6 separate regions of the Mus musculus genome follow, and all the other regions are linked to region 6. The links are chromatin loops, found by intact Hi-C in ENCODE. Cell type or tissue: heart. All regions are shown on one strand. Region 1 overlaps E330020D12Rik (Riken cDNA E330020D12 gene). Region 2 overlaps Nmnat2 (nicotinamide nucleotide adenylyltransferase 2). Region 3 overlaps Smg7 (Smg-7 homolog, nonsense mediated mRNA decay factor (C. elegans)). Region 4 overlaps Smg7 (Smg-7 homolog, nonsense mediated mRNA decay factor (C. elegans)). Region 5 has its middle 28 kb from the start of Gm46246. Region 6 has its middle 9.5 kb from the start of Ncf2.

Region 1 (5,000 bases), 610 kb before region 6:
CATGGCTTAGTGGGTAAAGGTGCTTGTTAAGCGAAACTGAAAATCTGAGTTCTATCCCTCTATTCCACATAGAAGGCACTGGATTATGTACACACACACACACACATGTTCCAATAAAGATTAATAAAAAGAAAAAATATAAATATGTCATGGCAACATTATTAGTATCTTAGGATTTATATTGTTGTGGTAAAACACCATGACCAAAAGCAACTGTGGAGGAGAGGGTTTAGTTCAGCTTACAACTCTCAGGTCACTGAGTGAAATCAGAACAGGAACCCAAGGCAGGAACTAGAGCAGAGGCCATGAAGGAAATTAGTTAGGGTTACTCAAAGGAGTAGGGTGGAAGTTTGTGGCCAGTGTCTGCACCACTGAACAAAACATCTCTCCCCCCCCCGCCCCCAAGCATTAAATGCACATGGAGGGCTGGGTCCCCGTGAGCTCCTCCCCCTTCACGACAGGGTGATGATGGTGTTGACCAGTGTGCTCTCTCTGTACTTTCCACTCAAGATTGCAACAGCCTCGTCAGGTAGGGAAGCCCCTCCCAGACTTCCTCTGGCTCTTACACTCATCCTTCTCTCCTTTCAGGATGCTTTCTGAACCTTGGGAAGGTGATATGTATGTCCCACCTGAGACTGGGCCTTCAACAGTCATGTATTCTTATTCTCCCACCCCCCTCCCTAGACAATGTTTCCCGAAGTAGCCCTCGACATCCTGGATCTCTCCTGAGTAAATGGGATTAAAGGTGTGTGCATGTACCACTACCCCTGGGCCAGAATTTATTCCTTTTTTTGCACGGGGTGCGGGGGTGTTGAGACAGGGTTTCTCTGTGCAGTCCTGGCTATCCTGGAACTCACTCTGTAGACCAGGCTGGCCTCGAACTTAGATATCCACCTGCCTCTGCCTCCCAAGTGCTGGGATTAAAGATGTGTGCCACCACTGCCCAGCCCAGAATTTATTCCTATACCAAGTCTTTACAGTCACCACAGAGTGCACAGTCAGAAGATTCTCTGACCAACTGACCCAGTGCTAGTCTATGAACACAAATGTGGTTATTTAGAAGGTAATTAGACAGGCTATATAACTGTTTTGTTTTGTTCTGTTTTGTTTTTTTGAGACGGTTTCTCTGTGCAATAGAGCCCTGGCTGTCACGGAACTCACTTTGTAGACCAGGCTGGCCTCAAACTCTGAGACCTCTGCCTCTCTGGGCCTCTTGAGTGCTGGGATTGAAGGGGTGCACCACCATGCCCAGCTGCCTAGCTTGTTTAGTGGTAACATTTATAGCATGAAGCGTGGCAAGCACCCTGGAGAGCGGACAAGTCTGGAGGGCACTGGGGAAGCTGGATGGCAGACATTTGCAGGGAGGGTCATCCCTAAGAAGACATTTGCCTAAGGATTTGGAGGATGAGGACAGGAAAATGGTGGGCTTTGTCTATTGCAAATATAAAAGGATCAGTTTTCCATCAGCAAGTTATCAGTAGGCACAAAAAAATCCACGAGGACATAAGAAACCACTCCAGTTTAGGGACTTTGGCGTTAATATAGTATTTTATTTTTTAAAAGATTTATTTATTGTCCTATGTGTACTAGCCTGTTTTGTGTGTCAACTTGACACAGCTGGAGTTATCACAGAGAAAGGAGCTTCAGTTGGGGAAATGCCTCCACGAGATCCAGCTGCAAGGCATTTTCTCTATTAGTGATCAAGGGGGGAGGTTCCCTTGTGGGTGGGACCATCTCTGGGCTGGTAGTCTTGGGTTCTATAAGAGAGCAGGCTGAGCAAGCCAGGGGAAGCAAGCCAGTAAGGAACATCCCTCCATGGCCTCTGCATCAGCTCCTGCTTCCTGACCTGCTTGAGTTCCAGTCCTGACTTCCTTGGTGATGAACAGCAGTATGGAAGTGTAAGCCGAATAAACCCTTTCCTCCCCAACTTGCTTCTTGGTCATGATGTTTTGTCCAGGAATAGAAACCCTGACTAAGACACCTATGTAAGTACACTGTAGGTGTCTTCAGACACACCAGAAGAGGGCGTCAGATCTCATTACAGATGGTTGTGAGCCACCATGTGGTTGCTGGGATTTGAACTCAAGACCTTTGGAAGAGCAGTCAGTGCTCTTACCCACTGAGCCATCTCACCAGCCCCATTAATATATCATTTTAATCTCTACTATTTGATAAAGATTTTTAATTTTTGCAACAGGATCTCATGTTACCCAGGCTAGCACCCAACTCACTCCATACCTGAGAATGACTTTGCATTTCTGAACCTCCACCTCCAGAGTGCTGAGCTTATCGGCATGCGACCCCCAAGCCATTGTATTTGGTGCTGGGCATGGAACCCAGGGCTTCCTGAACGCTAGAACAACAGAGCTACACCCTAAGCCCATAAAAATTTGCACAAAGCTTACATTTTCCAGAGAAGATGTAACGAGTGCATGTGGAGAGTTTGGAATTTTGAAGTTTTGTTTGGTGGAAACTTCCTTTTTATTGTTTTGAAGAGGTATACCAGAGAATGTTGGGAAACATGACTTGGATTTATTTTTTGGTTTTCTTTTTTTTCTTTAAAGATTTATTTATTCTTATTATATGTAAGTACACTGTAGCTGTCTTCAGACACTCCAGAAGAGGAAGTCAGATTTCATTACGGATGGTTGTGAGCCACCATGTGGTTGCTGGGATTTGAACTTCGGACCTTCGGAAGAGCAGTTGGGTGCTCTTACCCACTGAACCATCTCACCAGCCCCATTTTTTGGTTTTCTTAATGAAACAGATTTTTAAAAACGTTCAAAAATCTTTCCAATTAGCAACGGATTACTAAATAATCTATGTTTTCCTCGTCTTGGCACATCAGTTTTTTCCTTGCTCTTTATTCTGCCTGGACTCTAACAACTGATATTCCTGGAAGGTGGGATGCTTCAGAACGGCTCTCTGGTACGTGTAGCTCCTGCATCTGACCACACGGCGGCACTGGAGAGCTTTGGGGACTGGTGCAAGCCCCAGTCCCAAAGGGCTGGGCACAGTGAAGCATTCCTGCTCCAGCTCTGACTCAGATGTCTGCTGTGCAAGCTCAGACTTCTAACCTCCAGCTCTTTAACCTGCAGCTCCTGGTTCTGCTGAGGCTTCAGCCTTTGACGGCCTGTGCTGACCCCTCCATACTTGTTTAGCTTTCTCTTTCAGTTCTTTTCAAGATAAATACAGGTTTTAAATCGTATTCTGTTTAAACTGCATAAAAGGCTTGCCCTACTATTTAAGGGCACATGGCACTAGAGAAAGGCAGGAAGGACACAAACTAAATCTCTGACTAAAGCTACTCCAAAAAAAGCTAGCAACCCACGTGGGTCTTCATAGTCGGCGAGTACTTGGATTTCTGTCTTCATGGAAAAGGTCTCTAAGCACACTAGGTAATTAGTCTTGCATGGAAAAGAGCAGAAATTCCTAATAACAGGGAAAACACACAGATGAAGTGGAGAGCCATTGAAGGGCAATTGTCATCAACACACACACAAATATACATACTCACACTCACAAATACACACATATGCGCGCAGGCACATCAGTCATACACACACACAGACACGCATGCACGCTAAATGTTTTGATACAGGCAAACATAACAAGAGGATAGGAAAATATAAGAAGTTATTCAGCTGTAGCCTTTGCAGAGGAGCGGTTGTATCATAGAGAACATGGTTATGAAAGGGAACTTCTTATTTCACCTTATATAATTCTACATTGCAGAAGTACTCTAGAGTAAAACTTTTGTTCAGCTTGTTTTTGTTTTGTTTTGTTTTTCACTTTGAAGCAAGGTCTTGCTAGATTACTTTGCTTTTTCTCAAAGCCAAAACCGTCCTGCCTCAGTCCTCCGAGGGCTGGGATCTGGGGTGTGGGCCACCATGCCTGTCCTCCTGGGAGCTTTCTCTTGTTTCTTCTTCTTCTTAACCTGGTAAAGATATCAGAAAATGAGTTTTCATTACTCTAGCATGTGTATTTATGGCATTAAAAGACGATGTGGACCAGCTGGAGACAGTCTTAGTGACTAAGAGCACTTTCTGGTCATAGAGGACCCCAGTTCAATACCCAGCACCCTCGAGGGACAGCTAGCTCCCAACTGGCTGTAACCCCAGATCCAGAGGATCTGCCCTCTTGTGGTGTAGGGCAGTGGTGGCACACGCGCCTTTAATCCCAGCACTTGGGTGGCAGAGGCAGGAGAATTTCTGATTTTGAGGCCAGCCTGGTCTACAGAGTGAGTTCCAGGATAGCCAGGGCTATATAGAGAAACACTGTCTCAAAACAAACAAACAAAGAAAAAAACCTGAAAAAAAAAAAACCTTTTAGAGCTGGTGTAGATTAATCCCAGCTCTTGAGAGGCAAAGGTAGGAGGGTCTCTAAGTTCAAGCTCAGTCAGGGCCACAAAGTGGGACTCTTAACTAAAAATGTTTTAAATTTTAATTTATGAAAAGGACGACGTCAGCAACTTCAGATTGCCAGATTGTTTATTTCCCCAGAAGTATTGATTTATATTTCCGTGAGCAGATAAAATTCCCAGTGGAGCTGATTTATGAAAGAGAAGTCAGTTGTAGGCAACACAGACAGGAGTAAAATAGAAGGGAGAATGGTGTGAAGAATGCAGAGCCACTGGGAGGTAGAGGCAGAGGCAGGCAGGTCTCTATGAGTTCCAGGACAGCCAGGATTACAGAACAAGACCCTAAGTCATTAGTCACTTTTACAAAGGATTAAAAAACAGCTAAGCAAATTTGTTGGAGACAGTTCTCCACCATCTGGCACTAGGGAGGGAGATAGGAGGGAGGGAGATTCTAGTTTAGTACAAGCTTGATTTCCTCATGTCCTTCAGCTGAAGCATCTGGTGTCTTCAGCCAAAGGGACTCACTCTAGTTGAGGCACAACGGGCAGGAGAAGCAATAACCTTTACAGTTCATGATGCTTCAGGGACCCCTTGGCTGTCTTAGTTAGGGCTTCTATCTCTGTGATGAAACACATAACCA
Region 2 (5,000 bases), 300 kb before region 6:
AGAGAGAATGAATAAACCAGCAGGAGAGAACAGCGTGTGTGGAAAGCAGGGGACTGGCCATCCGAGTCAGAACTTCTGAGTGGCTTAGGTTTAACTGCCTCTTTCCCTTAAGTCAAATCGGTCATCTAAAGGATGCCTCTAACCAGAGATCCCCCTCTGGACCCCCATTCTTTTGCTATGGGGAGACTGGGATAGTAGTTACTATCCCTTCAAAGGCAGCAAAGGAAAACAAGCCACACCTATAACCTCCGAAGGGCAGAATTTCTTCTTGATCCCTCCCCTCATGTCTCAGTGACCTCAGCATGCACACCCCAGGCAGCGCTTGGAACAAGACATTCTATAACCCGGAGTGCTTTTTTCCCAGGGTTCCCCAGGGTGAGGATGAGGAGGAGGGTGAGGAGACAAAGGCTGGGGTAGGTGAGAACTTTCCTCCATGGTCATGTGAATGAATTGCCCTCTTGGGAACTTTGAAGAGGCAAGAGATTCCAGTCTGTGACTGTTGGGGGGAGACAGAAGCCAAAATCAAACATGCCTCCCCCATGCCCCCACCCCCACCCCAAGCTGCTTGTAGATTTGGGAATATGGCTACTCACATCTGCCTCATTCCAGAGTCCTGGGATGCAGAAAGACTCCAGCAGGTCACTACCACACAGCAGCAAGATGCGCAGCTCTGGGGAGGGAGAGCAGAGGTGGCACACAGCATCAGAGGAGGATCTGGGTACTAGCTCTCAGCTTTCTACCCTCAAGAACACTTAAGTCTGCACTCTTAGAACTGTGGGGCTCAGGTCGCCTTGACAACACCACCCCAGGGTATCCATAGTTCAGCACCCCCAACCCAACCTCACCACCACCACCTTCAGGGCTAGCGCAGGATGGCTGGGCTCTCTAACAGCAGCCAGCTACATACGTTGGCATAAGGACTCGGAGCCCCTCCCCCACCCCACTGTTACTTTCCTTTTCCCACCCTTCCTTTCTGAGACTGTAGCCTAGGCTGGCCTCAAACTTGCTATATAGCTGAGGTTTGAACTCTTGGACCCTCCTGTCTCAGCCTCCCTAGGGCTGGATAACAGGCACTTATTTCTGTGTTCTCTCCACCTAGAGTGGGCCTCCTTCAACAAGTGCTAACACGGCAGGGATGGGATGGAGGGAGACCTCTGACTGTGAAGATGGAGTATCCCAGTTGATCAACTGTGCGCTCTCTTTCTGAGGACGTAGCCTTCAGCAAAGGGCTCAGGAAGCAAGGCTGGGGCCACCTCCCCTTTACCCGTGGTGCTCCATGCCTGTCTTGCTTTTTTTTTTTTTTTTTTTTCCTCCTCCTCATTAAGCCCAATTTGAATTATCCCATTGAGGCTCATTGTCATTTAAAATTGGTAGCAAATGGTGAGATTCAACTGAGTGACAGGAAAAGAATCTAGAGATTCTTGACATTCCTCAGAGTGTCCTACATCTTAGTGCACATCTTAGGCTGCCCAGGTTTCTGCCTTATCCAGCGTGTTGTATCTGAGACAATGAGACCGCTTGTGCAGAGCTGACCACTAGTCTTCCAGACACGGCTGCTACCATGGTCCCTAAGAGCCCGGGGGCTTTGCCTGACGTACACCCCAGGGCTGGGCAAAGGCTTTCAGATGTTGAGCTTGCCCCTGAGAGTCTCTAGATGGGATTGAGGCAGAAGAAAGTAGCCAGCATCTATCTCATTGTCAGAAGAAAGTAGCCAGCATCTATCTCATTGTCTCTGGTTCTTCCCTCAGGGAACACAATGAAGACTGAGAGCTTATGTTATCTCTTTGGCACAGAACCTTAATTTGTCTTTCTACCCCCAGGGCCTGGCAGTGACTGGCACCCAGAGGGGACTCAGACATGGTGAGTAGTTAGGCCAGCAATTGATGTGGTTGCAGAGCTAAGAGGGCTGCCTGAGAGATAGCCCCCGGACAGTTTAAGGGCGATTTCACAATGTCTGAATGTCATGCTTGGGAAGAGGAGAACTGTGTCACTGGCATCTGGTGGATTGGACACTGCTAAGTGGCATCCTACTGTGCCCAGGGCAGCTCCACAACACACAATGCCTGCCCCTAAATGCTGGCAACACCAAGGCTGAAGACCCTGAACTGGGATTTCCATTCTTATGCTAGGACTCACACTCTTGCCTAAGAATAATATGAGACTTAAAAAAAAAATAGGCTAAAGCCCAGAGAGGCAGAGTGAAACCTCTGACTCACCCCACCCCGCCCCACGCCCGGGACCAGTGCAGATGTGCTTATTGGTAATGGCCCTGGTAGAGTCTGTGGTCCCACATGAAGCCACTGGAGGGCAGCAGTGATTTCCATATTTCCAGTCCACAAGCCCTTGAACTGGGAAAGCCATGAGGGAAGCAACCAACTGCTGAAAACAGAATGGGCTCACTGATGCTAGGAAAGAAAAAAAAAAAAAAGATGGATTTTCCTTGTGGTGTGCAAGGAGCCTGTGAGTACCAGGGCCTTGCAGGACTTACTCACTTTGCCCTCCACTGGGTCTGCCTCCCTCCGCTGGTCATCTTGACCCAGGGCCAGCAGTCAGGGCCAGTACTCTCCCTCCACACTCCCTGCTCAGGAATTCCAGCTATGTGTAGCCCAGTGGCCCATCCCAGTTCCCACGGTACACGGAGGCAGCTGCCACCTGTATTGCTGTGAACCTGGAGTCTGTCTGTCAGCAGGGGCATCATGGCTCTCCTTTTCAGAAGCCAAGAATTCTTCATTATCCCTCCCTGTCAGACACGGGGATCCCTTTCCCTTCCAGAAAGCAAAAGCAGTCAGAGGAGGCTAGCCAGACTGGGGAGCCAGAGGGGATTTCCCCCAGCAGAGACAGCAGAGCCTAATTCAAGCTCTCGGGGCGGGGAAAAGACAAATTACACTGAAAAATCCTAGGACTGTTCTGAGCTCTGCTGGACTGAGACAGGCAGCAGGGTGACAGTTCCTACAGGGGACTGCAGGGATGCAGAGCTTAGAGCTTAGAGCTTAGAGCTTTGAACTCAGCGCTGGCTGCTTTGCCTTTGGATCCTCTGGGCTTACAGAACTTGCTTGCTTTGTGGCGATTGGCCAGAAAGCCAGGTGCCCACTCTCCTGGAGACTTCAGAGCTGACAAGCTGATGTGTAAAGGATGTTAAAGTCTAAAAGGTAAATAAGAGGTGAGGCTCTTGAGTTGCTTTGGTTCAACGAAGTCTAACTGTGTGCTAACTGCACTCCATTCTCACTAATGCCTCTGCCAATTAGTAACCAGTTGTCAACATTTTACAAATAGTTCTAGGAAAGCAACAGGAATAGCCCAGGCACGACTACATCTCAAAACGTTATCACATCTGCTGGTTATCATGGTACTTAGACACACCAGCCATCTTAAGATCACAGCAGGAGCCCAAACCCGAGTGCTCCCTCAGAAGAGTATCCACAAGGTATCTGACACATCTTTAGAAGTTAAATCCGATCTGGTTGGATACCAAATTGCCTCTCCTTCTAGACATCCACCAACTTGACCCTCCTCATCATCTTCGGCCTCCAACTCCACTCCTGCCTGCCTCCGCCATGCCTTTCCAGCTGCAGGCACTTGGGTTTCCCACCTGCCTTTCACTCTGGAACCCTGGGAAGGCTTCATCTTGCTGATTTGTTGATTTACCCAGCTGTCAGCTCCTTCTCTCCCACTGCCCCCAACAGATGTTTGTAATCAGCTTCTACCTACTCTGGGCACCAGGGTCTCACACAGACAGTGGGATAGATACCTTAGCTTCAGCCAAGGCTGCAGGCAAGCCACATGGTGGCTTTCAGCCAACCCTGGCCTCCTTCTCTTCCTTAAAGCATTGAAAAACCTGAAGCGGCCTTGTTTGTCTGCAGTATCAGTAGGCAAAACCAACGGTCTCTCTCACTGATGCTCGACTTTCATTCTTTTAGATGAGGGAGGGGAGGCTGTGAAGGGAAGATTGATGGCTGATCTACTACTGGGGAGTGAGTCTAATGGGGAGATGTTCGATAGGCTCTAGGTAAGATTATGATCTTACACTCCAGAAGGAACATTCTGACCGTAGACCTGGCTGTAAACCCACTCCAGGTCTCAAGCCTCCACCCTTCCTGAACTTGCTGCTCCCAGGTGACTGGAGGCAAGAGGCTCCAAAAGTCCCCACTGTCAGAGTTCAACTCACCGATCTCCTCATACCGCATCACTGTGCCCAGGTTGGCGTTCTCATCTGTGGGGATAAACGGGAAGAGGACAGATGAACAGGAGAGAGAGGGAGAGGGAGAGGGAGAGGGAGAGGGAGAGGGAGAGGGAGAGGGAGAGGGAGAGAGAGAGGGAGAGAGAAGAGCATTAGGGAGCTGAGAGCCTCCTCAGTGATAGAGGCTGGGGTAAGATGAGGAAAGATGTATCAACTGACAGGAAGCATCCTCGCCCCCAGCTGGGCAGACCCTTGTATTTCTGGGATTTTCATAATTAGACCATCTCAAGGGGAAACCAGTGACAGACACAGTCACGTTGAGTGCTTTCTATATCTGTACCCCAGGAAGGCTGCCCTCAAGAACTGTACCCTCAGAACCTGGGACACAGAATTTGGGGTCACAGGAGGTGGCCTCCTCCCACTCCAGTTGCTTCCTGATTTAAAGAACCAGCAAATTTGGCATGCTGAGTCATTTCCTTGGTGGGATGTCACAAAATATGGAAGGATCATGCCTCTGGCATCTTGTTCCTGGTGTGTACTGTCTGCATGGAGGTGCCCAAGGTACACACGTGTGCACACACAAATCTATAGGTGAGCCGCCTTGTCCCTGCCTCTGCCTCCTCAGCTGTCTCTTAGTTTCCTCTCAATATGCCCCAAACTGGAACCTCCAAAATGGCAGAAGGCAGCCGGAGTTAGAAGGGGAAAGTTCTCACCCAAGCTGAGTCTTTGAGGAGCACCAAAAAGATAGTGGGAGCCCAGGGATGGCTCCTGTGTGTCCACTGGAGGGACAGGCACTGCCTGAGCAGATCTGTAGGATCCAGGA
Region 3 (5,000 bases), 49 kb before region 6:
TATTAACAGCAAGCATTATATCCAGCTTTCTCTCCCCTGCCCCCACCCCCAGTAACTTTTTTAAGACAATTAAATAGAAAATCAACTTAGTATATCATGAAGGCAGCTGCTTTAGAAAACATAAAAACAAAACCAGCTATCAAAATGGATTTGAAAGGCTTTTTAAAGTCAATAATGTTTTAACATTTTAGAGAGTAAAACCTGCTAGGATAATTTGTCCTTAGGGAATTCCTGAGGGTCATATCCAAAAACCAATCCTGGTTCCTGTCAGCATCTCTGCACCAGACCAGATAAACCCAGAAAAGAAGGTCTGATTCACCTGTGACAAGTGGCACTTAGTTGGAGTCATTGTATTATCACAGTGAACACTCTACTAACCTTTCCTAAGTCCTCTACCATGGGACAGGTAGACACATGTTTAAGTGTTAGTTTTTAACTTGAAAGTAGAAGAAATAACCTTTTTTTTCCTCCCTCTACCTGGGACTGCAGAAATCCTTATTGGAGAAGCCTTCTGAGCTCATGTCACATTCATCTTCTTTCCTGTCCCTCACGGGGTTCTCTGTCAATCAGGTAAGCAAACTTTAGAATTTTGTTTTATGTGTATTGTAGACTGGTTTGTCTCTGATGGGGGTAGACTAGTAACCTGTATATCACAAGCTTGAGCCTTTTAAATTTCTCATCGATACTCAATTTCTTAGAGCTTGGTTGACTTTTTTTTTTTTAATGGCCTCAGATAGATAGTTTACATAGAGCAAAATACAAAGTGAAAGAAAGACATGAAAGTGAAAGAAGTTAAAGTCTTGGAGTTTGTCTTACTGAGAACCTTATAGGTCTGCTGAGTCATCCATGAACATGACTTTCTTAAATCTCTTTCTGTGTTGTTAACTTAATCTTTCAGGAAAGATATCCAAACAGCAGTATGTTCAATGAAGTGTATGGAAAAAACCTGACAACCAGCTCCAAGGCAGAACTGAACCCCTCAGTCGCCTCCCAGGAAACATCACTGTACTCCCTTTTTGAAGGGACCCCATGGTCTCCATCACTTCCTGCCAGTTCAGGTATCAACTCTAATACTTAGATTATAAACCTTGCCTTTCCTGTACATCCATATTGACTAAACATTAGTCAGATTCTATAATTAGAAAGTTTTTTATATTATCATATATTATTTCTCTTTTGGAATGTTTTGGGCACTGTTTATATGTTTGCTCGTGTGCCACATGTGTGCAGTGCCCGCTGGGGCCAGAAAGAGGGTGTTGGATCCCCTGGAATTGGAGTTAGAGATGGTTTTGAGTTGCCATGGGGGTCCTGGGAGTCAATCCTAGGTCCTGTGGAAGAGCACCCAATACTCGTAACTGCAAAGTCATCTCTCCAGACTCCTTTTATTTCAGCTTTATAAAGTCTTAATTTATAATGATTCTTAGGATCCAAGGTACAGTCAGTCAGGCACAACAGTGATCAGACAGACTGCTTCATGGTCTTTATTTGGCCTTTTCTCCAAAACCTTCTTATAGTGCTTTCATTCAAATTTTGACTACCACATCTGAAGAAAATGTTAGTTCTTGGTTTGGTGTGGGAAACCCCTATTTATGTTCATAATTATTCAACAGATCATTCGACACCAGCCAGCCAGTCTCCTCATTCCTCTAACCCAAGCAGCCTGCCCAGTTCTCCTCCAACGCATAACCATAATTCTGCTCCATTCTCTAATTTTGGACCCATTGGGACTCCAGATAACAGGGATAGGCGGCCTGCAGATAGGTGGAAAACTGATAAACCAGGTGAGATCCACATTTCTTTATCTACAAGGCAAAGGGGGGTGGCTTGCTCTGATTTTTGCCTGAAGTTTGATATTTGCCACTTACAAAACATTTTGTATTCTTACCTATTGTTATCTCTTAGCCATGGGTGGTTTTGGTGTTGATTATCTCTCAGCAACGTCATCATCTGAGAGCAGTTGGCATCAGGCTAGCACTCCGAGTGGCACCTGGACAGGCCACGGCCCCTCCATGGAGGATTCCTCTGCTGTCCTCATGGAAAGCCTAAAGGTGAGTGCTCACGTGGCTCCTGCTGCAGCAGTGTCTCTGCTTTTATCCCGGATTGAGAGGCGTCTTGAGTGTGTTGTCAGGGCATCCAAAATGCTAGAGCATTTAGTTTCATCCTAATGTTAAATCCTGTTAAGTTTGAGTTTAGCCTTATTTGACTTATTAAATGAGTATGTAAGCTGGGCGTGGTGGCGCAGGCCTTTAATCTCAGCACTTGGAAGGCAGAGGCAGGCGGATTTCTCAGTTCGAGGCCAGCCTGGTCTACAATGTTTTGTTTGCTGGAAACCTTATATTAAACTTACTGTCATGCCATATGAACTTGACTTAAAACATAGTTGATTTGACTTAAAACATAGTTTGGGCTGGACATGTTGGTGCATGTAATTCCAAAAGAGTGGTCGGAGTAGGAGGAATAACCTTGGCTTGGGGTTTAAAAAGTTGTATTCCACTGTTCATAGTGTCAAAATTATCTTAGTTAGGAACTGTCTAGTCTTGAGAGTTCCATGACTTTTAATAGAGCTGAGTTGATTGGCATTTAGAGTGGATTTAAAGGACAAATTTGTCTTTATGGGTGGCTGAGATTTAAAACAAATCCCTGTCAGACAGCCAAAGCATTTGCCTTCTGCTGACAAGTTTTGGGGCTGTTTTTCAGTCTATCTGGTCCAGTTCCATGATGCATCCTGGGCCCTCCGCTCTGGAGCAGTTGTTAATGCAGCAGAAGCAGAAACAGCAGCGGGGACAAGGTGCCATGAACCCTCCACACTGAGGCCACAGGAGCAACCCAGGGAATGAAGGCTCCATAAACCATGGCATGTTGGGTTTGCAGGACTGACCCACACAGTCTCTGCAGGTGGCAGCTCTCTTGTCTGTTTCTTGCTGTCGAGAGGGTGTAAGTGTTCCACCAGCCCGCTGAGTGTGCACGAAATGTTCGCAGTGCAACAAAAAGAAAAAACCATCAGGAACTCTCGTTCCCCCGGGGCTTTCCGGAGGGAGAGAGGAGCTGCTGTTTGTCCCACTCGGTTACTGATAGCACGCCTCTCACCTTCTCCACCGCGCATGTCCCCAACACGTGGGAAGTGGAAGCTGAGAAGGGAAGGCAGATGGGAGAAACCAATAGGAACTTCTCAGTCCTTTTTTCCTCTTTGGGGAATAAAATAGGAATCCATTATGAGTGCTTTGCTGACTGAGAATGTAGTTGAAATTATTCTTAAACATCTTTTATTATTACTCTCAGTAGCAAAATATCACACTGAATTCTTCCATACACAGGCGTATTTCTAGTCAGTGTGGAGCAAAGACAGTCCCGTTTGCTGCTCCTGTGAGAGGTCAGTGGTGACAGGACAGGGAACTGACCTCTTAAGCCAGTGGGAGTGTTTCATAGGGAGGGTACAAGGCCTCTTAGAAGGTTCTGGGAGAGGCCTTCCTCCAGCCTGGAAACTCCAGCAGGAAATGCCCTTCACTCTGTAGGTGCTCGAGCCCCAATAGAGGATGCAGTGTGGGTAGTGCTGCTGGCCTAGACCAGCAGATGGCTGCTGTACGATTTCAAATTCATGTGGTGGATTCCTACACTTTACAGTAGCGTAGCAAGCAGTCTCAGAAGGCAGGCTAGTTCATTCACGGCCTGGAACCCATTTTAATAGGTGGATGCTTTCAGTGTGGTTCTTTTTGTTGAGTTGGTTTTTGTGTCCCCATCCTGCTTCCCAGCCTCTTGCATCAGTCTCCACCCTTTAGCCATATGCTGTACCGTAGTCATTGTTTTCTTCCTACCGTGTACAACATCTCACCACGAAACAGCAGCATGGGGCCAGCACTTGGGGCCCAAAAGCCTGAAGTCTGAAGAGGAAGGAAGCGGCAGTGCAAGCGTCACTGCAGAGGAGCCGGGCTATGCCCAGTCACAGCTCCTGGCCTTCACCTCGAGGATGAAGTTGAAGGCCACAGAGACAGATGCACACTGTGCACAGAAGAAAACACAGCAGATGCCACTTTGGAGAGGGCAAGAGAAAGGAATAAACTCTATTTGATAATTTATATTAGGAGGAAAGAGGACTGAAGATGTTCTGTGTAGGAACAGAAGAACGGACAGCATTTCTGTTAGTCATTTCCTGGAAAAGTAATATTTTAATGGGAAATTATGGAAACAATCTAAATGTCCAATTGCTGTGCTAGGGTAGGGATTATTTTCTGGGAGGTGTGTGTGTGTGTGCGCGCGTGTGTGTCCCACACATGGCTTTCTACTCTCCCAGAGGGCAAGGGCTAAGTGTGGGAAATAGTGTGGAGCTTAGCTGAAGGACAGCTGTAGAGCAAAGCACATCCAGGAGCCCCAGGTGTCACTGGGGTCTGGGCAGCCCCGAAATGAGATGGGGTAAGGTATTGCTCATTGCTCTTCAGAAAGAGTGCTTGAAGCCCCAGGCTTACTCTATTGCTCTTTTAGTTTGACATGGTATTTGGATTTTTTTTCTTTTTTCTTTTTTTTTTTGTTTTTTTGTTTTTTTGTTTTGTTTTTTGGGTTTTGGTTTTTGTTTTGTTTTGTTTTTGAAAGGTCTGAAAGTGAAACCCTTCACTAAATGGCAAAAGAAACTGTCTGTGCTGCTCCAGTCCCTCCCTGTGTCCATCTTTGTCCTCTCCCTGTCCCTTCCCTGCTACCTTCACCCAGTTTGTGTATGTAAGCTCTGCATTCAGACAGCTGCAGCATTCCGAGGTTGGAAATGTCACTGATTCTTGCACCTTAGACCAGCCAACAGGTTTACCAGTTCCCTCCCTGCAGTACCCACTTCCCAGCTATAGCCCCAGTCTGCATGAGAATTTGGTGTTTGGAATGTTTATGACTCTCTCGGCGGGGTTCCTCGCCTTGCCATCCTCACTGTGGGGTAATGAAGAAGGGGAGGAGAATCTTCATCAACTGGTTTTGTGTAATAAACTTTCGTGTTTTGTTTTGATTTGATTTGATTTGGGGTT
Region 4 (5,000 bases), 57 kb before region 6:
CAAAGTTTCTTTATATACCCTTGGCTGCCCTAGAACTACTTGGGAGACCAGACTGGCCTCAAATTCACAGATACCCACCTGCCTCTGCCTCCCAAGTGCTGGTATTAAAGGCATGCATTAAAGGTATACAGCCTGTGTATAGTGATTATTTTTTTAATTAATTTATTTATAAATTTAAATAATTATATATATTTATATAATTATTAATTAATTATTTTTTAATTAATCAAAGTATTTAGAAAAGGGGTATTTGGGTTTCATAGCACTTTTTCCTGGCATTGACAAAGACATGGATTCCATCTTAGGACCCCAAACAAACAGAATCTTCAATAATAAAACCTATGGATTATTTTACTTCGTACCTAGAAAGTAAAAATATTAAAATTAGTATGATGAACCTTGATTTTATTTCCTGCTTTGTTTCTTATATTTGGAATATAAATTCAAGCAAATACAGTTATTACATGTAGTCTATAGCCTGTGTGGGAAATATCTTAAGGTATTTACATTTGGTTTCCTGGAAATTTTCTTCAGTATTTAATCTTCTATAATATGCTGTGTCATTTTTAGGAACTTGGATTTTTCCAAAGGCCATCAGGGTATTACAGGAGACAAAGAGGGTCAACAACGACGAATACGACAGCAGCGTTTGATCTCCATAGGGAAATGGATTGCTGATAACCAGCCACGGTATGCCCATGGCCTGCTCCTGCATTCCTTTCAATCCCTTTATTGTCACGCACGTGTGTACTAATGGTATAAAACTATGATGAACTAAGACAGTATTGGTAGCATATCTTGTTAGGAGCCAAGTGGTCATAAGTGTACTTAGTCTCTCTTCTCTCTGTTATCTATTATAAGAAGAATTAAACTTGCCTTTCTTATTTATCATGAACTGCTCCGGTTTGTAAGCATCTGTACTATTTGAATTGGATTGAACATTGTTGTTCTAGTGGGTGATTTGTTTGGCACAGATGTGCCAGTTATTTTCGCTCAGGACAGCAAGGCCATGCTTCCAGCACTAGTTAAAGACAAAGCAACAAGGTCACTAGAACACAAGCTTTGGAGTCAGTTAGGGTCGTGATCAGTTTCTGGCTCTGATCTTTTCTGTGAACCTGGCATCTTCCTGATGGGACATACCCTGTTCAGAGTCAGATACTGTTATTTCTTAATGTTTGTTTTTAAACTCCTGCCATGCTCTGTGCACTTTTGAATACTTGCATGCATAAATAAACTTATACCATTTCTGGGCTTCACTTCATCTATAAGATAAGTATATATACCTCCCTTATAGGCTATGTCAAGGACTTAGACTAGTGTCTTAAATCATGCTCAGTAAGAGTAGCCACGGTTATTAGAAGGGGAAAAACAGGGACTGAATGTGATGTGCTGATGTGAAATATAGTCACAAGAGTCTCAGTAACTGAGTAATACTGTTTTGTTTTGTTTTGGTATAAAAATAGTTATTGAAGCTACACACAACTGAGTTACTTATTTTTGTAGTTTATGGTTTTTTTTTTATATATGAATTTATTCTTGCTTTTTTAGGCTGATTCAGTGTGAAAATGAGGTAGGGAAATTGTTATTTATCACAGAAATCCCAGAATTAATACTAGAAGACCCCAGTGAAGCCAAAGAGAACCTCATCCTACAAGAAACATCTGTGGTAGAGTCACTGGCTACGGATGGGAGCCCAGGACTGAAATCAGTGCTGTCTACAGGCCGAAATCCAAGCAACAGCTGTGACTCAGGAGAGAAACCAGTGGTCACCTTTAAAGAGAACATTAAGCCACGAGAAGTGAACCAAGGAAGAAGCTTTCCTCCCAAAGAGGTGAGAAGGGACTGTAGCAAAGGCGTAACTGTAACTCAGGAGGACGGACAGAAGGACAGCAGCAAGAGGAGAGCTGAGACCAAGAGATGCACCTTAGGAAAGTTGCAGGAAACAGGAAAGCAGAGTGTGGCAGTGCAGGTAAGCTGTATTTGAACTATAAAGCAGGGAGAGAAGGCTCACAAACAAACGGCAAGGTTTCTCGTGTCGTTCATAAAGACCAGTACATTAGCCGTTCCGCAGTCTAAGTGCGTTCTTTTACCTCCTAGGAAGGTATGTATAGACAGAGCTGTGGTAGATGGCGACTTTATCAATTGAAGGAGGTCCTGTGTCAGTGAAGTTCTCTTTAAGTGCTCTGTACAGAGTTGTATTTTCCTTTGGAAAGTATAACTACCAATTAATATTACAGAGGAGTTTTGGGGTTTCAGAGCATCTAGTAGAATTAAAAGTATATCAAAGCTTTCTGTTGTTTTATCTCCTACCCCCTGGAGAGTTCTGCAGGCTGGGTATTATAATAAAATACACCTTTAAACTCAGCACTCAAGAAGCAGAGGCATGTGGGTCTTTGAAGTAAGAGACCAAGTCTGGTCTACACTGTAAGTTCCAAGCTAGCAAGGGCTACATAGTGACCCTATCTCAAAAACAAACAAGGTTCACTGTACAAAGTAAAACTTAACTTTTGTTTTTTGGGGTTTTGTTTTTTGTTTTTTATTTTTGTTTTTGTTTTGAGAAAAATGAAACACCTTTTCTTGACATTGTACCTGTTTGAGCCAGCAGTGTTATACAGTAGTAGTATCCTGGTTCAAAGATTGGTAAAACAACTCAAATCTTGTTTGAGAAAACCACTTCCCAGCTTTTGTAACCCCTTTTTATACCTTTCCAAAAGGGATACTGTTAATTTCTTATAATACAAAAGGATCCTGACTTTTATTAATACCATTAATGTTTTGATGACTCTGTAAGAAGCTGTATGATTTGTTGGTTCGTTTTGACAAATGAAGGTGTTTGCCTTGGGGGCCTCTACTGCAGCAGGCTGCTTATCAGCAAGACCATCATTTCCTTGCCTGATAGAATCGGGGGCAGGATGGCAACGAAGTGTGTGGTTCCCGTCATTTTAATGTGTTTGTTCTGCCAGTGCCCTCCTGTGTGCATGAAGGTGAGAGCACAGCCTTAAGTGTCACCCTTCCCTTTGACACAGGGCCCCTCATTGGCTTAGAGTGCAGCATTAAGCTAGACTCTAGTCATTGACCCTTCTTCCTGACTCCTCCTTGTCACTTACTGGGACCGTAAGTGCTGCAGCTGGTACTTTTGTGTGGATTTGGAGAATGAATTCTCATTTTCATGTCCACAGGCATTTTACTAACTGAGCCATCCTCTAAACTACACACACACATACAGGAAATGGCCTGAAGAGAAGAGGGTATGAAGAAAACAAAAAACACAAAACCCCACCACATTCACTAGACCTGTGTTTGAGGACTAAGCCCAAGCATCTTCTGCATGTCCTCTGCAGTGGCCTCCCAGTGAGACCCATGCTGCTAACACAAGGCTCCTTTTCTCCTCAGTCCTTCTCAACCTACTGGTAGATACTAAAGTAAATCTGGCATACAGGGATGCAGTGCATTCCTGTAATCCCAGCACTCAGAAGACAGGCAGGAGGATTGCTACACATTTGCGGCCCCCTGGGACTACATAGCAGTTTCTAAACTAGCCAAGACTACGTAGCAGAACCTTGCCTTGGCAATACAACACAACAGTTTGCAGACATAGGATTATCATGCTCTTTTTCTGAAACTATTTTCTTGCCTTTGGCTCAACCTTTAGGACTGCCCATGGCATCTCCTTATTAACTTGATATTTAGAACTTTGGGCCTGTTTGTTGCTGCTGGAAGTATTTTTGTATTTGTTTAAAGAGCCTTAAGATGTGCTACCTAGGGGCTGGCGAGATGGCTCAGTAGTTAAGAGCGCCGACTGCTCTTCTGAAGGTCCCGAGTTCAAATCCCAGCAACTACATGGTGGCTCACAACCATCCATAACAAAATCTGATGCCCTCTTCTGGAGTGTCTGAAGACAGCTACAGTGTACTTACATATAATAAATAAATAAATCTTTAAAAAAAAAAGTGCTACCTAGTTAAAAGTAAACCGGGAGCCATGGTATGTCACCTGTGAGATAAGTTTTCATTAAATCACAATTCAGCATGAAGAGCCCTAGCTGAAGGTTGTAGGCATGCCTGTGGGTATGAGCTACCTCACTTGTAAACAAATGATTTCTATGTTCCTTTTCCTTATTTTTCTGTGATAAGAGAGCAAAATAATTGTATTAGTAAATGAAAGCCCTTGTTTCTTTTTAATTTTCTTATATTAATATAGATGGACATCGTAAAATTTTAATATTTTTCTTAAAGTAGGTGCTTCTTTCTAATACATGGGCACCAGGTTTTTATGGTTAGTTTTGGTTCTGTTGATTATAGGTAAAATCCCAGACAGAACTAAGAAAGACTCCAGTGTCTGAAGCCAGGAAAACGCCTGTCACTCAAACTCCAAGTCAAACGAGTAATTCTCAGTTCATCCCCATCCATCACCCTGGAGCCTTCCCTCCTCTTCCCAGCCGACCAGGTAAATACACATTCTTCTGTCTGAGGCCTTGGTGCAGGGCTTTCTGTTCACTCACTGGGTACTTTGTAACCTTGGGGCAGTGTTCCTAAGCTGAACTATAAAGCCTCCCTAATGGTTAAGGGGCTCTGGTTGCGTCATTTCTCTGTAGTTAACACACTAGTGCTACTCAGTTACTATGAAGATTCCTCCATGCTGTCATTAAAACATGAAAGTATCTTTGGGGGGCGGGGGGGGGGGGTGGCGATGTTGAGACAGGGTTTCTCTGTATAGTCCTGGCTGTCCTGGAACTCAATCTGCAGACCAGGCTGGCCTCGAACTCAGAAATCTGCCTGCCTCTGCCTCCCAAGTTCTGGGATTAAAGGTGTGCGCCACCACGCCCAGCTGTATTTCTTAATGTCATGTTAAAGACCTGCATGGTTCATTGTTACTTTTTATAATATGTAAAAACACCCTCTTCTCAAATTGTACACCTTTCTTTTGTCAAGTTTCTTTAGAACTAAAGCTGTGTTCTTCTGTTTTAAAGGATTCCCGCCCCCAACATATGTTATCCCCCC
Region 5 (5,000 bases), 580 kb before region 6:
CTGTCCTGGAACTCACTTTGTAGACCAGGCTGGCCTCGAACTCTGAAATCTGTCTGCCTCTGCCTCCTGAGTGCTGGGATTAAAGGCGGCAGAAGCCACAAAATTCCTTTGTAAGTCTTCTGAACTGAGCCTGTTGTTAGGTACTTACCATGGGAGCTTCCTCGCCAAGATAGAGTTACAATGTTGCCTAATATTGACAGGAGCTCTTAAGTGTGTGTGCTCTCCCATGACCTATGTCTCTGTCCCTTTCAACATAGGGGCTCCTAAAGCTCAGGCTGGCCCCTAACTTACTACATAGCCAAGGATAACCTTGAACTTCTGGTCTTCCTACCTACATCCTCTGATTTCTGGGGTTACAGCATGTGTTCCTCCTGCCCACCCCTCTGAGTGCTGGGATTACAGTATGTGTTCCTCCTGCCCACCCCTCTGATTGCTGGGGTTACAGCATGTGTTCCTCCTGCCCACCCCTCTGAGTGCTGAGGTTACAGCATGGCCTGTGTACCACCATGCGTGTTTGGAAAGTACTCGCCCCACCGAGCTAACATCCCCAGCCCTGAGTGTTCATTTTGACCCCTGAGTTTGGTGTGGATTGATTTCATTCCTACTGTAAACCGTGGAAGTCTCAAGTCAGTGCTTGCCAAGGAAATAAGTACACTGGTGGGTAGGGGAAGGAAATGTCATTGTTAAACGTCTACGACACGTATTTAACACAATGGAAATGCTTAAAAAAGAAAACCTTAAGAATATATAAAAATAAGCTCATTTCCTCTGAAATCCTTCAAATCATTACTTCCTCTATGAAAAATTCAGCCAAGGTATATTTAGAAAATAGGATTACCCAATTGGGCTTTATAAAGAAACAAATTTAGGGAAAACCAAATATGACCAAAAGGCAAAGTATGAAATCTCAGATAATTAATATATTGTTATATTAAAGTTTTTGCTTTTTTTTTTTGTTTTTTTTTTTTTTTGGTTTTTCGAGACAGGGTTTCTCTGTATAGCCCTGGCTGTCCTAGAACTCACTTTGTAGACCAGGCTGGCCTCGAACTCAGAAATCTGCCTGCCTCTGCCTCCCAAGTGCTGGGATTAAAGGCGTGCGCCACCACACCCGGCTATATTAAAGTTTTAATTTAACTTTTAAAATAAAAAATTTATATTAATAGTAATTAAGCCTGTGAAGTACATGCTATATGTTATGATACATACAAAAATGATAAGGGGAGATGTGTGTGACGGCACACCCCTGTAATCCCAGCACTTGGGAAGTTTAGGTAGCCATCTCCTTAGCCCCTGAGCCCACACCCCCCAAGGTATGGTCTTGTGCTATATAGATCACAAGTGACTGTAACCTACAGACTATCTAGCTGCAGGGCATAGGTCAGTCAGTAAAGCAGTAAAGTACTTGTGTTATATTCACAAGGATCTGTGGATCTGTGTTCAAGCTCCATAATGAAGGAGGAGGAGGAGGAAGAGGAAGAGGAGGAGGAGGAAGGAAGAAGAAAGAAGAAGAAGCAACAGCAGCAGCAGCAGTTTGGTAGCATGTTCTCTTAATCCCAGCACCACTGGGAAGGACTCTTGAGGTTTACTGCTTGAATAATTCTAGGCCAGTCTCTGAGCCTGTCTTAAATAAAAAGGTGGACAGTGCCTGAAGAAGATCATCTGAGATTATCCTTTGGACTCCACATGAAGCACACACACACACACACACACACACACACACACACACACACACACACACATTCACCACACCTCTGCCCCCAAAACAAAACCAAACCCCACATACATACATGGACACACAACAGAGAGATAAAACACTGGGGTGGGGGTGCATATCTAGTGAGAAGAAAGTCCAGGGATAAACCCACCCATCACGTAAGTTAAACTCCACTACTCTTAATATGATACCTATTGTATACTGGAAGCAGAACAAAGGTTTACATTTTGGTTACTAGTGCTACAACGCTGGTTTCGTTCTCTACCACTTTCCTCTAGTGCCCTTGGCTTGTGCTAGTGTGGATTTGTTGCTGCTTCTGGAATAAGCTAAACATGGAGCAGAAGCAAGAAAACAACAAAATCAATCAAATAATAAAAACCATTAATAATGATGGATGCCTCACTATCAAGGAAAGGTAGAAAATGGACCTAAGAGAACACTTCGTTGTTAGAATGGAATTAAAGGGTTAATATGAGCTTGTAGGTTTGCCATATAGGTAATATACACATAGATGATAGGTAGATAGGTAGGTAGGTAGATAGATAGATAGATAGATAGATAGATAGATAGATAGATAGATATGATCCATGGACAGATAGATGGATGGATGGGTGGATGGATGGATGGGTGGATGGGTGGGTGGGTGGATACACGGATGAATGGATGGAGTGATGAAGGTATAACATTTCCTAAGTCTGGGACATCTCCCCCAAACATTCAGCACACATCCAGACAATGTCTTCTAAACGTCACCTTCCGCTAAAAGGAATTAGGACTTCTTATAAAACTGTCTGACTCCGGGCTTGCAGCCGTGAGGAACAAGATAAGCCTGGAATGTTTTATTGTGCTTAAAAGGAAGGAACTACTCAAAAGATGATGTGGGGCGGGGTGGGAAGAAGGCTCAGTAGATAAAGAGTTTGATGTGCAATTGGTGGAAGAGTGGATCCCAGCACCCACAGAGCAGCCTGTCTATAATCCCTGTGCTGAAAAGCAGCTGGCTAACTAGACTGCCCAAGTTTGTGAGCTCTGGCATTCCGTGAGGGATTCCATCTCAGTAGATAAAGTGGAGAAGGATTGAGGATGGTACCTAAAGTCACACTGTGGTCTCTACATACAAATTCATTCCCCTTACACATGCAAACACAAGACCCCTCACAAACTCAAAAATAAATAGAAATGGAGACATGTCAATGAAACAACAGTAGCAGCAGCAGCAGCTACAATAACAACAACAACAAACCCAGAGGTTTTGGTAAAGCTTCATTCAGTGTTGAGCATCTCTTCACACAATACTTAATGCTAGAGGGAGAAATCACGAGTGTCTGGTAGAGAAGTTTGTATGACGTCACCTAAGTCAATGATCAGAGTCACACGGATTAGATGGACAGTCTCTGCTGCCAATAAGCGTGGCTTTGGAACAGGACACACACAAAAAAGAAGGAAAGGAAAGAAGGAAGGGAAAAGGAAGGAAATGGGTTACATGAAAAACAACCATATCACAACAACAACAACAACCACAGCAACAAGAAAACCTAGGTGCAGTGACACGTGATTTTAATCCCAGCTCTCGGGAGGCTCGGCAGACAGATCTCTGAGCTAAAGGTCAGCCTGGTTTACATCTGAGTTCCAGAATAGCCAGGACTACATATACATAGAGAGATCTTGCCTCAGAAAACCAAAAACCAAATTAGTGTTTGCGAAGGACAGATGGCAAGATGAGTACAAATAATTGCTTTAATTTGGTCTCAACAAGGCAGGCTTAGCAGGTTTAACACGGAGTGTTGGCAGCCAGTTACCAAGAATGTATTAGAATGTATTTAGGTCCGTATTTCATTGAGGAGGAGTCAGCTAGTTCTCTTCTTTTTTTTTTTTTTTTTTAATGTCTTCAGGTTTCTTCCATTTTCTGGCTTCAGGCTGGTTTTCTTTTGGCTGTAAAATAGGATTTTTTTTCCTTATCAGGAAGTTCTGGTCTGAGTAGAGGAAGCACCTGCAGTCTACATCAAAAGAGTATTATCAACCACTGAAAAAGCCATTTGTTAGAGGGGACTGTCAGCTATGCTCTTTGTGCCAGAGAGTGTCACCACATGGGCATTTATGTCTTAGGAGGTGGACACCAGGCTGCCTACATCAGAGGACGTTTTACTTTATAAGGCCCCTGGATTGGAGTTAAAGATGGTTCTGAGCCACCATGTAGGTGCTGGGAATCAAACCAGGTCCTCTGCAAAAGCAACATGTGTTATAAATCACCAAGCCACCTCTCCAGCCCTAATAGCATCCTCAGTATGGCTTCTAGGGTAAAGCTGGCACTAAGGTGGCCAAGGCAAGAAACTGACTGCAAGTTCAAAGCATGCTTTGACTACCCAGTGAATTCCAGGCTAGCCTGGGCTGCAGAGTAAAAATCGTTGTCCTAAGTAAAACACAACAACCACCACAACAAAGCAAGCACAGAGAAGTCACAGGTAGGCAGGATGGGTCATTGGGTAGGGGCCCTTGCTTTCAGATCCAATGGCCTGAATTTAATCCCTGGGACCCACACTGTAGAAGGAGAAGCTGACTCCTGGAGCCATCCTCTGACCTTATGTGTGCTGTATGGCTGGCATGGTTTGACAGATCTCAAATGACCAAATTGCCTCTCCTGGAAGAGACCTATCTCATCTACATATCTCAATTCTCAAAGAGCTTCATGAAGCTAACATGAGGAACAGAAATGCGTGCCAAGCCACCAGCAGTGAACCCAGCCATGCTCTCCAGGGAACTCTGAAGAGGATAGCGTTGGCTCACTTGCCTGCTGTGAGAACTGCTCCACACATGGCCCGTTTGCATCCAACCTAGGAGGAAGTTCCTTCACTGCCTGCCCCCACTTAAGGACATGCCTAGGCCAGCTCTCAGAACCTCTCAACAACGAGAGAGCATGCTTGAGACTTGTCCAGAAGAAGCTTGGTCTGTGTAGCCAAAAATACTTTTAAAAAATGCTTTAGCAAAGCAAGCCCAGTGGTCCAAGCTACTCAGGAGTTTGAGGCAGGGGGATGGCAGGTTTGAGGCTACCTTGAGCAACGTAGCAAGACCCTGCTTCAAGAACAAAGGACAAATGAACAACAAACAACCCACAGGGGAGGTAGATGGTGACTGAATGAGCGGCAAATTATGACAATTTAAATATGTGAATTAGCTCTTATGAATGTGAATGCAAGGGGCTGGTAGAGGTTGTTAGATGGTAGAGGGTAAAGCTTGGAATATAAATACAAGTAATTTAATTTTAAAAGAAGTTGTTGGGCCAGCAAAGTGG
Region 6 (5,000 bases):
TCACTGTCTGCTAAACAGTTATAAGAATTTCTAACCTGCAGCTTCCTTGCCAGATGGTAATAATGCCCTTATGATGGAAAAGTCGAACAAGCGAACAAGTGATCTTTTGTCCCCGGAGCCCTGATGCTCTGTCCTGACATTCCCTTCCTCCTACCCCATGCTGGTTTGAGCTAAGAGCTCACAGTGTGCTGGTCACCACCCCCTCAGCTGGCCCCAGGAACTCTCAATTGCACCTCTGTCCAAGCTGCCAGTCCCGTTCTCTGAGGCACACTGGATCACAACAGTTGGCTGTGTAACCGTTTCCTCTTGGGGGTTCTTAGAAAACAACACTTAGCAGAACAGTTATGCGGCAGTCCGATGAAAGCCGTGGATGGCGATACTCTGTTTAGGATCCTTACACGATGCCCTTTTTAAAAACACAAATCTCTGGAGTTGGTACTTTGGGATCAATTTTTCCTGCATCCCCCCTTGCTTTGGATTGTATGCTTGGAGGGAAAGCGTCTCCTTCTTCCAGCATGGCTGTCTTGATCTCCATTTACACCCCATACACACTCACTGGGACATAAAATCCTGGGAGGAAGATGAAGGGAATGAAATACATATATTTTTTAAAGATTTATCTATTTATTTTATGTATGTGAGTACACTGTAGCTGTACAGATGGTTGTGACCCTTCATTTGGCTGTTGGGAATTGAATTTTAGGACCTCTGCTCGCTCCGATCAATTCCGCTCGCTCAGACCCTGTCTGCTCCAGCCAAAGATTTATTTATTATTATAAATAGGTACACTGTAGCTGTCTTCAGACACACCAGAAGAGGGCGTCAGATCCCATTACAGATGGTTGCGAGCCACCATGTGGTTGCTGGGATTTGAGCAGTCAGTGTTCTTAACCGCTGAGCCATCTCGCCAGCCTGAAATACATATTTAAGTTTTTAATATTTATTTGGCGTGGAGGCAAAGGAGGCACACGGAGAAGTCAGGGGATGGTTTATGGGAGCAAGGGGGTTCTGGGAATTAAACTCAGGTCATCAGATTTGGTAGCTCCTCTATCTGCTGAGCTATCCTACCAGCCTGGAATGAAGTGTTTCAAGTCTTGTCACTAGCAGGGCAAGGATTCATATTAAAAAGCCACTGTAGGAAGATGGAGAATTAGCTCAGCTATTAAGAACATTTGCATTTGCAGAGGACCTGGGTTCAGTTCCCAGCGCCCACACAGTGATTCACAAACATCCATATCTTCAGGTCCCGGAGATCCAACACTCTCTGACCTCATCAGGCTATACACGTGGTGCACATATACACATGCAGCTAAATTACTCAAACACATAAAATGTTGTAAATACACATCAACAGCTTCTTGAAAAGGAAGCTGTTGTAGTGTCTCGGGTAGGGATAACGATGCTGGAATAGTGCGAGAAGAGAAGCTGAGTGTGGCTACCCGGCAACAGGGGGAGGAGGATGTGGACCCCCAACTGCCCTAGCAAGTGCAGCGCTAGTCCATGTAAACTTGCACTTTTACATTGCTACTAAAGTCATGCTTCTGGCTCTCCCAGAGCACAGAGCTGAGGCTAGCTGCCATGGCCATTGTTGTGGTTGTTGCTGTTGGTATTTCGTCTCTGAGAAAATGTCCCTGGGGCCTGAGAAGAATGAGGGCAACACAGGACCATAACTCTTCAGAGAGGGAGGAGAGGAGATCAAAGGCTTGGGTGAGGTCACTGGCGGAGCTGGGCAGTGAATGGGGGATGAGAGGGAGGCAGTGAGAGGTTGGAATGTGCTGAGGTGGTAGTGGGAGCTAAGGAGACAAAAGAGGGACTGCTTTCCCCAGTAATCTTTGAGATGCAAGGGAGTGTTCCCCACATTTTGGAGAGTTTGACGCTCCAACAGGTGGGGCTGGCACATCACCCCTGATCCCGTTTCTCCCTTACTGTGGGCCTCAGGCAGGTTCAAGAGTCTGAAATGTTCCTCTCCATGTTATCTGCTCCTTCCTCCTACAGAGAACGGAAGCAGCTACTTGAGGCGAGCCACAGCTCAGATCATGGAAATCAGTATGCAAGCCCAGGAGAACTGCAGGGTGAGTGTCATGATAAGAGACTCCCGGGAATTCTTTCCAGGGGTGGTGTGGTATGCACTTCAGACCCAGGGTCCAATGTTTAGATGTGGAACATGCCTCAGAGGCAGTGAAGACAGATGTGAAGAGAGCAGTGACCAATTTAGCCGTCTAAGGGCTCCCCAGTAGGTGTGCAGATGAGGGAGGGGCCAGCTAGGGATGTAATAGGGCAGAGGTTTAGAATTCCTTCGGGGCAGCAGGAAGCTGGTGCGAACTCTCCCAATACCAGTTCCTCTCCGAAGGCTTAATGTACTTTGTGGGCATCAGTTCATTGTTTCTAACAACAACAACAACAACAACAACAACAACAACAACAACAACAACGCTGATAACCAAAGAGCTTTCCCCAACGAGCCTTGGAGTCTGTAACTTGTTCAAGGTTTGTGACCTTAAATATGGCTGGGACCTGTCAGCTTGCAAAGCTGGCGCTCTGTGAAAGCGAGCGAGACGGAGAAGACCACTCCCAAAGCACTGCACCCAGTCACGCTATGCTGTTTTCCTTAATAGGTCAGTTTGTCAAAGGCAATTCAGCTGTAAACCCGTTTTATTTCCCCTAATAAAAAACAAACACTGCCACCTGGAGGGATGGCTTAGCGATTAACACCACTTGATGGTCTTGCAGAGGACCTGCCTGGTTTCCAGCACCATTATAGTAGCGCAGACTATGTCTGTAGCTCCAGTTCCAGGGGATCTAATGCCCTCTTCTGGTTTCCTTGGACACTGCATGTACGGAATATGTATAGCTACACAATGACGGGCAAAACGAAACGTTCATGCACATACAATTGGAGGAAAAAAAAAACAGAACAAAACAATAAGCACTGAGCTAGCAAGATCACTTAGTGTTTAAAGTGTTTTCCACACAAGGAAGAGGACATGAGTTCAAGTCCTCAGAAGCCATGTAAAGCCGGGAGTGATGGCGCACGCCTTTAATCCCAGCACTCCGGAGGCAGAGGCAGGTGGATTTCTGAGTTCGAGGCCAGCCTGGTCTACAAAGTGAGTTCCAGGACATCCAGGGATACACAGAGAAACCCTGTCTCGAAAAACAAAACAAAACAAAAAAACAAAAAAGAAAAAGAAAAAAGAAAGAAAGAAGCCATGTAAACAGCTGGATGTGGTGGCAGGACTTGTCTGTAATCCCAGGAGAATCCCTGGAAGTTTGCAGGCCAGCTAGCCTGGCAGGCAAAGCCACAAGCAAGAGACTCTGCCTCAAACAAGGTGGAAAGTTAGGATCGACATTCTAGGTTATCCTCTGATTTCCAGACCCCTTCTCTCTCTGTCTCTGTGTCTCTGTCTCTCCCTGCCCTCCCCCCCATTAAAACAACACCACAAAGCAACCAACATCCAAGCTACCAACCAACACACAACAACAACACACCAACATGAAGCTCTCTCATGAATGATGATACTGTAGCTAGGGAAGGGGATGATGTGGCTTATAGAGATGTCAGTAAACTCTGACCCTGCCCTAAATGACTGAAGTTCTTCCACTGATGCTGTATAAGAGCTGCTGTTTCCTCTGTACATCTGGGAGTCAGCATGACCTCTGCAGCTGGAGTAGAGAAGGTTGGGAGCTCCTGAGGTCAGGAACTCGACTGGGGTGGGTGCCAGATGGGTATGGGGTGGGTATGGGGTGGGTATGAGGGGGAGAGTAGGATATGGGGGGTGATAACACATACCTGATCCCCAAGATACCTCCTGCTTGATTCACAGCCTTCTGACAGTTTAGTTTAGATAAACTAGAAATGTTTCTTAAGGGGCTGGAGAGATGGCTCAGAGGGTAAGAGCACTGACTGCTCTTCCAGAGGTCCTGAGTTCAAATCCAAGCAACCACATGGTGGCTTACAACCATCTGTAATGAGATCTGATGCCCTCTTCTGGTGTGTCTGAAGACAGCTGCAGTGTACTTACATAAAATAATAAATAAATCTTTAAAAAAAAAAAAAGAAAAAAAAAGAAATGTTTCTTAAGCCCATCATCTCAAGCAGGGTTCTACAAATGTAAATTAATGGAAAAATAAGCAAAAGTAGCCAGATTGGGTAAAAAAAAAATGCCTGGAATCATTTGGATTCTTTGTTTCCTGATTAAGCTGTGGTAGTTCAGCCTCCACAGGATCTGGCTCCCTTGGTCTTACACTGTTTCTTGTTTTTGTTTTGTTTATTTATTTTAATGTGCATTGGTGTTTTGCCCGCATGTATTTCTGTGTGAGGGTGCCAGAAGCCCTGGAACTGAAGTTGCAGACAGTTGTGAGTTGCCGTGCAGACACTAGGAATTGAACCAGGATCCTCTGGAAGAGCAGCCAGTGCTCTTAAACATTAAGCCATCTCTCCAGTCCCTGCCTTACACAGTTTTAATCGAAGAAAACAGGGATTGTAACTCCAGCTCTCTGGTTAGGCCCGTCGCTGAGCCCAGGTACCTTCTCCAGGCCCACAGGGCCACTTGAAAGGTTTCAGAACTCTTCCTTGGTTTGGGCTGGGGCACTGTGGCAGACACAGAGGTAGTGGGACAGTTTATCCTTGCTGCTGGGATTAGGGTTAGGTTCCTCCTCCCTCCCCTGATTATCCTGGAATCTGCAAACAAAGCTCCACAGAGGTCAGAGGTCAGAGGCCAAAGCCTCTTGGAACAAACTCAGATTCTCAGATTCTCTCTGCTTCAGCAGAAAGCAGGTGACTCTCTGGTCCCTTCGGGACACATCTCTCCCATCTGCTGCTGCCCACTGTTCTCAGATAAGTGCTCACTCTGGCTTCTGATTCTTTGTGCAAAGGCCTGGGTACCAGTAGTTGGAACACAGCAGGGGCTGGACTCCTAGAGTCCAGGAATGGTCCTGCTCTAGTCACTACCAGGAAATGCCGTTTTTACAGAGGGTCCTGTTTGTCCCCAAGGTTAATAGTT

The links. Peaks named below come from ENCODE experiments on the same cell type or tissue, not always from the same donor. Only the 100,000 strongest peaks of a DNase experiment are listed, where the experiment ranks them.
Region 1: a loop joins it to region 6, with 7 times the contacts of the local background. A loop is called at or near these places in 8 of 42 quality-filtered maps.
Region 2: it touches region 6 in a loop (4-fold over the local background); 16 of 42 quality-filtered maps call a loop at or near these places.
Region 3: it touches region 6 in a loop (2.4-fold over the local background); 10 of 42 quality-filtered maps call a loop at or near these places.
Region 4: a loop joins it to region 6, with 2.1 times the contacts of the local background. A loop is called at or near these places in 7 of 42 quality-filtered maps.
Region 5: it touches region 6 in a loop (1.9-fold over the local background); 7 of 42 quality-filtered maps call a loop at or near these places.

What each region holds. Positions count from the first base shown.
Region 1 is chr1:153,399,949-153,404,948 of GRCm38, reverse strand. E330020D12Rik (Riken cDNA E330020D12 gene) reads left to right here. Exons shown (of 4, transcript NR_033736.1): 4 at 1-763. Among named protein-coding and RNA genes, the nearest start is that of Gm46246, 5.4 kb to the right of the region's middle. In heart, a CTCF peak has its summit at 2,953; a DNase peak (open chromatin) is centred at 2,998.
Region 2 is chr1:153,089,707-153,094,706 of GRCm38, reverse strand. Nmnat2 (nicotinamide nucleotide adenylyltransferase 2) reads right to left here. Exons shown (of 11, transcript NM_175460.3): 7 at 4,166-4,210; 8 at 594-670. Among named protein-coding and RNA genes, the nearest start is that of Lamc2, 94 kb to the left of the region's middle. In heart, CTCF peaks have their summits at 2,098, 2,297 (motif pointing right) and 4,405; DNase peaks (open chromatin) are centred at 1,956, 2,336 and 2,666; H3K4me3 peaks cover 627 bases; H3K27ac peaks cover 884 bases; H3K27me3 peaks cover 241 bases.
Region 3 is chr1:152,837,083-152,842,082 of GRCm38, reverse strand. Smg7 (Smg-7 homolog, nonsense mediated mRNA decay factor (C. elegans)) reads left to right here. Exons shown (of 23, transcript NM_001160256.1): 19 at 490-570; 20 at 899-1,058; 21 at 1,611-1,781; 22 at 1,903-2,048; 23 at 2,698-5,000. The coding sequence ends at 2,811. Among named protein-coding and RNA genes, the nearest start is that of Ncf2, 39 kb to the right of the region's middle. In heart, no CTCF peak of the experiment used is centred here; a DNase peak (open chromatin) is centred at 3,062.
Region 4 is chr1:152,845,565-152,850,564 of GRCm38, reverse strand. Smg7 (Smg-7 homolog, nonsense mediated mRNA decay factor (C. elegans)) reads left to right here. Exons shown (of 23, transcript NM_001160256.1): 13 at 571-690; 14 at 1,549-1,831; 15 at 4,302-4,446; 16 at 4,970-5,000. Among named protein-coding and RNA genes, the nearest start is that of Ncf2, 48 kb to the right of the region's middle. In heart, no CTCF peak of the experiment used is centred here; no DNase peak of the experiment used is centred here.
Region 5 is chr1:153,366,825-153,371,824 of GRCm38, reverse strand. No RefSeq gene overlaps it. Among named protein-coding and RNA genes, the nearest start is that of Gm46246, 28 kb to the left of the region's middle. In heart, no CTCF peak of the experiment used is centred here; a DNase peak (open chromatin) is centred at 2,604.
Region 6 is chr1:152,788,156-152,793,155 of GRCm38, reverse strand. No RefSeq gene overlaps it. Among named protein-coding and RNA genes, the nearest start is that of Ncf2, 9.5 kb to the left of the region's middle. In heart, a CTCF peak has its summit at 2,783 (motif pointing left); no DNase peak of the experiment used is centred here; H3K4me3 peaks cover 839 bases; H3K27ac peaks cover 2,384 bases.